Regions from separate parts of the Homo sapiens genome. Here region 1 is linked to region 2. A link is an interaction called in ENCODE POLR2A ChIA-PET data of the cell type or tissue named here. Cell type or tissue: B cell. All regions are shown on one strand. Each heading gives the region's core, and the rest is flanking DNA. Links, peaks and the distances in the headings are about the cores only. Region 1 overlaps FCHSD2 (FCH and double SH3 domains 2). Region 2 overlaps FCHSD2 (FCH and double SH3 domains 2).

Evidence for each region. ChIA-PET counts read pairs that join two places held together with the same protein. Peaks named below come from ENCODE experiments on the same cell type or tissue, not always from the same donor. Only the 100,000 strongest peaks of a DNase experiment are listed, where the experiment ranks them.
Region 1: POLR2A ChIA-PET joins it to region 2 with 7 read pairs; 3 of 35 experiments call an interaction of 5 or more read pairs at or near these places.

The regions. Positions count from the first base shown.
Region 1 is chr11:73,081,797-73,084,718 of GRCh38, reverse strand. It overlaps FCHSD2 (FCH and double SH3 domains 2), which reads left to right. Exons shown (of 20, transcript NM_014824.3): 3 at 979-1,024. Among named protein-coding and RNA genes, the nearest start is that of FCHSD2, 59 kb to the left of the region's middle. In B cell, for the core only: no CTCF peak of the experiment used is centred there; no DNase peak of the experiment used is centred there; H3K27ac peaks cover 2,072 bases.
Region 2 is chr11:72,957,500-72,960,421 of GRCh38, reverse strand. All of the region lies in intron 8 of FCHSD2 (FCH and double SH3 domains 2), which reads left to right. Among named protein-coding and RNA genes, the nearest start is that of ATG16L2, 140 kb to the right of the region's middle. In B cell, for the core only: no CTCF peak of the experiment used is centred there; no DNase peak of the experiment used is centred there; H3K27ac peaks cover 501 bases.

The DNA of each region.
Region 1 (2,922 bases), core at 158-2,657, 120 kb before region 2:
TGTTAATACAGGTGAAGGATGTACTGGCTAAGCACGTTGGCCCATGCCAGTAATCCCAATGCTTTGGGAGGCCAAGGCAGGAGGATTGCTTTGAGGCCAGGAGTTCGAGACCAGTCTGGGAAACATATCAAGACTCCATCTCTACAAGAAGTATTTAAAAATTAACCAGATGTGGTGGTGTGCACCTGTAGTCCCAGCTACTTAGGAGGCTGAGGTGGGAAGATCTCTTGAGCCCAGGAATTAAAGGCTGCAGTGGGCTAGGACCTCACCGCCGCACTCAAGCCTAGGCAACAGAACAAGACCCTATCTCTAAAAAAAGAAAAAAGAAAAGAAAAGGGTATACCTTAGAATCTTTGAAATATAATACATGTATGGAAAGTGTGCTCTCATCATACCACAATTTGTAGTGGCCTTGTACATTGTTTTGTAATGCTTATAAAAAACTGGAGTGAAGGAAACATTTTGAGCATTTTTCATATTCAGAAGCCAATCAAAATTTGATTTTCACATTGTTTTCATTAGTTCCCTCTTACATTGGTTAAGTCCAGTAAACATCTTTAGTGCCTAATATATAGTAGCTATTCTTATAACAGTAGCCAACATTTATATAGGTTTTACTGTGTGGTAGGCACTATTTTGAGTGCTTTATGTATTTCAAGTAACTAAATTTTATAATATCCCTATGAGGTGAGTACTGTTATTATCCCCATTTTAGCAAGGAGGAAACTGAGGAAGAGAGAAGTCAAATGACTTGGCCAAGGTCATACAGCTAGTAAGTGGTACAGCTGGGGTTTGAATGTAGATCCTCTGACTGTAGAGACCAGGCTGTTAGCAGTATTCCTAAGCACATAAAGATGAATAAAATATTGTCCTTTCCCTCACATATCTTAACCAGGCAGTATTTGAAGGTGTGTTGATAGATTTACATTAAATTATTAAGTTATCCTTCTGGTAATTAATTTTTCTTTGTATTTTTAGGACATTCAGTCAGAAGAAGGCTGCTATTGAAAGAGAGTATGCACAGGTAAGCTTGAAATTGGAGGTCCCATTCTAGGTATACTTCTTTTCCGTGGCTTAAGGACAGAGATGGTTTTTGGAGAGAAGCCATATTATCCCTATGCCTTCCTTTTCTTGTTATTTCTTTCTTGTTTTTTTTTTTTTCTTTTTTTCTGAGATGGAGTCTCGCTTTGTTGCGAGGCTGGAGTACAGTGGCGCAATCTTGGCTCACTGCAACCTCCGCCTCTCAGGTTCAAGCGATTCTCCTGTGTCAGCCTCCTGAGTAGCTGGGACTACAGGTGTGTGCCACCACACCCAGCTAATTTTTGTATTTTTAGTAGAGACAGGGTTTCACCATGTTGGCCGGGATGGTCTCGATCTCTTGACCTTATGATCCGTCCGCCTTGGCCTCCCAAAGTGTTGGGATTACAGGCATGAGCCACTGTGCCCAGCCCTTTTCTTGTTATTTCTGTCTCATTTTGATCCCCCACTTTGCTGCCTTTGAATCATTATAAAGAAGGTTGTAAACCTGGAGGAGACATTATTTACTATATTTGTAAAGTATTTACAAGTATGAATAATAATACTTTTTACAAGTTTGTTGATTTATTCTTCTTTATATGCCCCATTCTCTGCAGTTTATGAAAGGTTAATTTTTCATCACGCATTTAGTTCTCATTATGACTGTGTTGATAAAGAGTAATAATGCTTTTAGTGGATGACATGGAGCTTTTCCTAGGGAAATTGAAGCATTTCCTTCTTTAATTTTACTTAGACCTTTAGTGGAGTCCAGATTACAAAATGTGACAAGAAAAAATTATGTTGATGTATCATTTTATGGTTGTATAAGAATTAATAACTATTCTTTCATGTACAAAGATAATTTGATACAGTTTGAAAATTTTGACCCTTTAAGCAATTACTTTATATGTGGGGGAGTATTCTAAAATTGTTATTTCCTTCTGCAAATTGTAAAAGTTGTCTTTGTAGCAAAAATTTTAAAATATGGGAGATTGTTAGAAGGAAAAATTAACATACAGTAAATTTTCTACATGGTAACCACTATTGCTGCTACTGTTTTTATTCTCATTATAAATAATGAGAGATTGGGGCATGACTCTTTTAGGCTTTGTCAGATTTTTTAATGAAATTCTGATTTCATTATAGTTAATTTTGTAGCTGTTTGCCTTTATTTTTGATTTGATAATCTTAGAAGAAAATCACCTATTCCTTGAAAGCTAGACAGAACTAATTAATTCATTGGTTCAATCAGTAGTTGTTGAGTGCTTATTGTGTATCAGGTGCTTTACATAATGAATAGCATCAGTTTTAATATTTCTGTTGAATGCTTTTTCTTTTCTTTTTTTTTTTTTTTTTTTTTTTTTTTGGGACAAGTCTCACTCTGTGATCCAGGCTAGAGTGCAGTGGTGCGATCTCGGCTCACTGCAACTTCCACCTCCCAGATTCAAGCGATTCTCCTGCCTCAGCCTCCTGAGTAGCTGGGATGACAGGCACACGCCATCACGCCCAGCTAATTTTTTGTATTTTTAGTAGAGACTGGGTTTCACCCTGTTGGCCAGGATGGTCTCAATCTCTTGACCACGTGATCCGCCTACCTCGGCCTCCCAAAGTGCTGGGATTACAGGCATGAGCCACCGCGCCCAGCCGATTTTTGTATTTTTAGTAGAGACGGGATTTTGCCATGTTGGCCAGGCTGGTCTCGAACTGCTGACCTTAGGTGATCCGCCCACCTCAGCCTCCCTAAGTGCTGGGATTACAGGCGTGAGTCACCGCGCCCGATCTTGAATGCTTTTTCTATGCCTGTATAATAAATACTAGTAATGATAGCTGACATTTATTGAATCCTTACTTTGTACCATGCTCTGAGTATTTTATATATGTTATCTGGTTTGATCCTTTCAAACC
Region 2 (2,922 bases), core at 113-2,612:
CAAAGGAGCAGCAGACTAGAGCATATATTCCATATGATATAGTTTGGATATTTGTTTCTTCCAAATTGCATGTTGAAATGTGATCCCCAGAGTTGGAGGTGAGATCTAATGGGAGGTGTTTGGGTCATGAGGGTGGATCCCTCATGAATCGCTTAGTGCCCGCCTCACAGTAATGAGTGAGTTCACATGAGACTGGCCATGGCATCTCCCCTCCCACCTTGCTCCCTTGTGACATGCCTGCTCTGCCTTCGCCTTCCACTATGACTGTAAGCTTCCAGAAGCCTCACCAGAAATAGATCCTGGCACTGTGCTTTTTGTACAGTCTGCAGAACTGTGAGCCAAACCTTTTTTCTTTATAGACTACCCAGCCTTACATATTCCTTTACAGCAGTGCAGAACAGATTAATACCCTATATTAATATGTGTTTGAAGTGTGTAGGTTTCTTCCTATATATCTGTGCTTTTAAAACCATCTTCCTCAAAGTTAGACTGAGGTCAGTGCATTGAAATATCTGAGGTATATTGATATCACACATACACACACACACACACACACACACACACACACCCTAGAAACTTAAAATCAGGGAAATTTGAAGTATAGTTCTACCTCTGCTCATCAGCATATAATGTACATGATCTGTCTTGATCTCAGTTGGACCAGTGCCTGACATTTAATATTAAATACTTCTATTGCTCCTTTCAGTAAACACATAGAAAGCTATTGGGAGCAGGTGCGTTGAAATGTCTATCTTAGCAATTTATTGAAACCAAGCCCACATTGTGTGGAGACTTTTTATTTCATGTGGCACCTGACTGACTGTAGAAGCAACCCTAAATTGACGGTCTCAGAGTAGACTGAGCCTTTCTGACTAAAAAGACTGTGGGGCCAGGCGTGGTGGCTCACGCCTGTTATCCCAGCACTTTGGGAGGCCGAGGCGGGCGGATCATGAGGTCAGGAGATCAAGACCATCCTGGCTAACACGGTGAAACCCCGTCTCTACTAAAAATACAAAAAAAAAAAAATAGCCGGGCATGGTGGCGGGCGCCTGTAGTCCCAGCTACTCGGGAGACTGAGGCAGGAAAATGGTGTGAACCTGGGGGGTGGAGCTTGCAGTGAGCCGAGATCGGGCCACTGCACTCCAGCCTGGGCAACAGAGCGAGACTCCGTCTCAAAAAAAAAAAAAAAAAAAAAAAAAAAGACTGCTGGATATATGAAGTGGAAAAGAAAGAATAACAGGGAAACCAGGATTGAAATTTCTAAAATGGGTAAAGAGTATTGACAGAATCATACAGACCATCTAAGCCTGTGAATCTCAAGTGGCTTGTCTCTCCTCTTGTCCTCCCAAGATTCTGATATGTAAGGAGATGTGTGTCCCATGCACGCATGGATGTACACACACACACACACACACACACACACACACATATCTTACTGATGAGTATATGTAATATCCTGTAGGAGTGCCGAAGCAAGAAAATAATTGAGAGACTTATCTATTCCAGTGCTTCTGTTTCCATAGATGGAAATGGGTAAGTTGTTTTGGCAGACTAGAATGTCCTTTTATGAAACAAGAGTCTGAATTTTGTGTTACTGTTTATTTTTTTCAACTTTTAAAAAGATTATTTCTTAGGGAGATTTGGTTAAAATAGATAACTTTTTTTCTTAAATCTGATTACTTTTAAGTGACTATAGATAAAACTTGGGAAGGAGATAAGAGACCTTTCTCTGAAGGTAGATTTTTAATAAAAGGAGAAAGTGGAATTGGTGAACTTGAGGTCGAAACTGATGGATCAGTATAGGAAAATATTGAAATACTCACTTATTAGATTTTGTTCCGTGGTGTTTACATATAGAATCCAACAACTGTTTTTTGTTGTTGTTTTGTTTTGTTTTGTTTTTTTGAGATGGAGCCTTGCTCCATTGCCCAGCTGGAGTGCAGTGGTGCGATCTCAGCTCTCTGCAGCCTCCGCCTCCTGGGTTCCAGTGATTCTCCTGCCTCAGCCTCCCAAATACCTGGTACTACAGGTCAGCACCACCATGCCCAGCTAATTTTTATGTTTTTGATAGAGACAGAGTTTCACCACATTGGCCAGGCTGGTCTCAAACTCCTGACCTCAAGTGATCCGCCTGCCTCAGCCTTCCAAAGTGCTAGGATTACAGGTATGAGCCACTGCACCTGGCCAGAACTTGTCACTTTTGCACTCTAGTCCTTAGCTCCAAAGGTTTTCCTCTGACTTGATTTAAAGCAAGCCATCTTTCCCCTTTGTAAAATAGTGGGAACACTTATTGCTGAGGTTTTCATGTGAAATGAAGCCAAAATATTTTAAGATTACAACAGAGTACATTAAAGTAGTTAAATGGTGAGGTAAGAGTCGTGTGTTTAGACATATATGTATCTGTAGATTCAGATATTGTATACATTTATCATTCAATAGAAATGAAGAATAGGTTTTTATGTTAACTTTTTAAAATAATTTATGTTTATATAATTCCAAACTTGTAGAAAAATTGCAAGAAAGTACAAACTCCTATATGCCCCAGTTAACATTTTGTTCTGTTTGTTCCCTCTCCCTCACTATATATTTATGTGCTTGTGTATATATAAATATCTATATCCATTATCATTATTCTTTTTCTGATCCATTTGAGAGCAAATCGTGAACATAATGCCTCCTCACCTCTCAATACTCCAGAATTTATATCCGCCATGCAAGATTACTCCCTTACCTAGCTATCCAAATCAGGAAATCAACATCAGCAGATACTACCATCCAAACCACAGACCCAATACACATTTTTACGAGATGTTCCAAAAATATCTTTTTTATTTCTGACTTGAGATCCAATCCAGGATCATTTATTAAATCTAGTTGCCATGTCTCTTTAGTCTCCTTCAATCTAGAAGAGTTCCTCAGTTT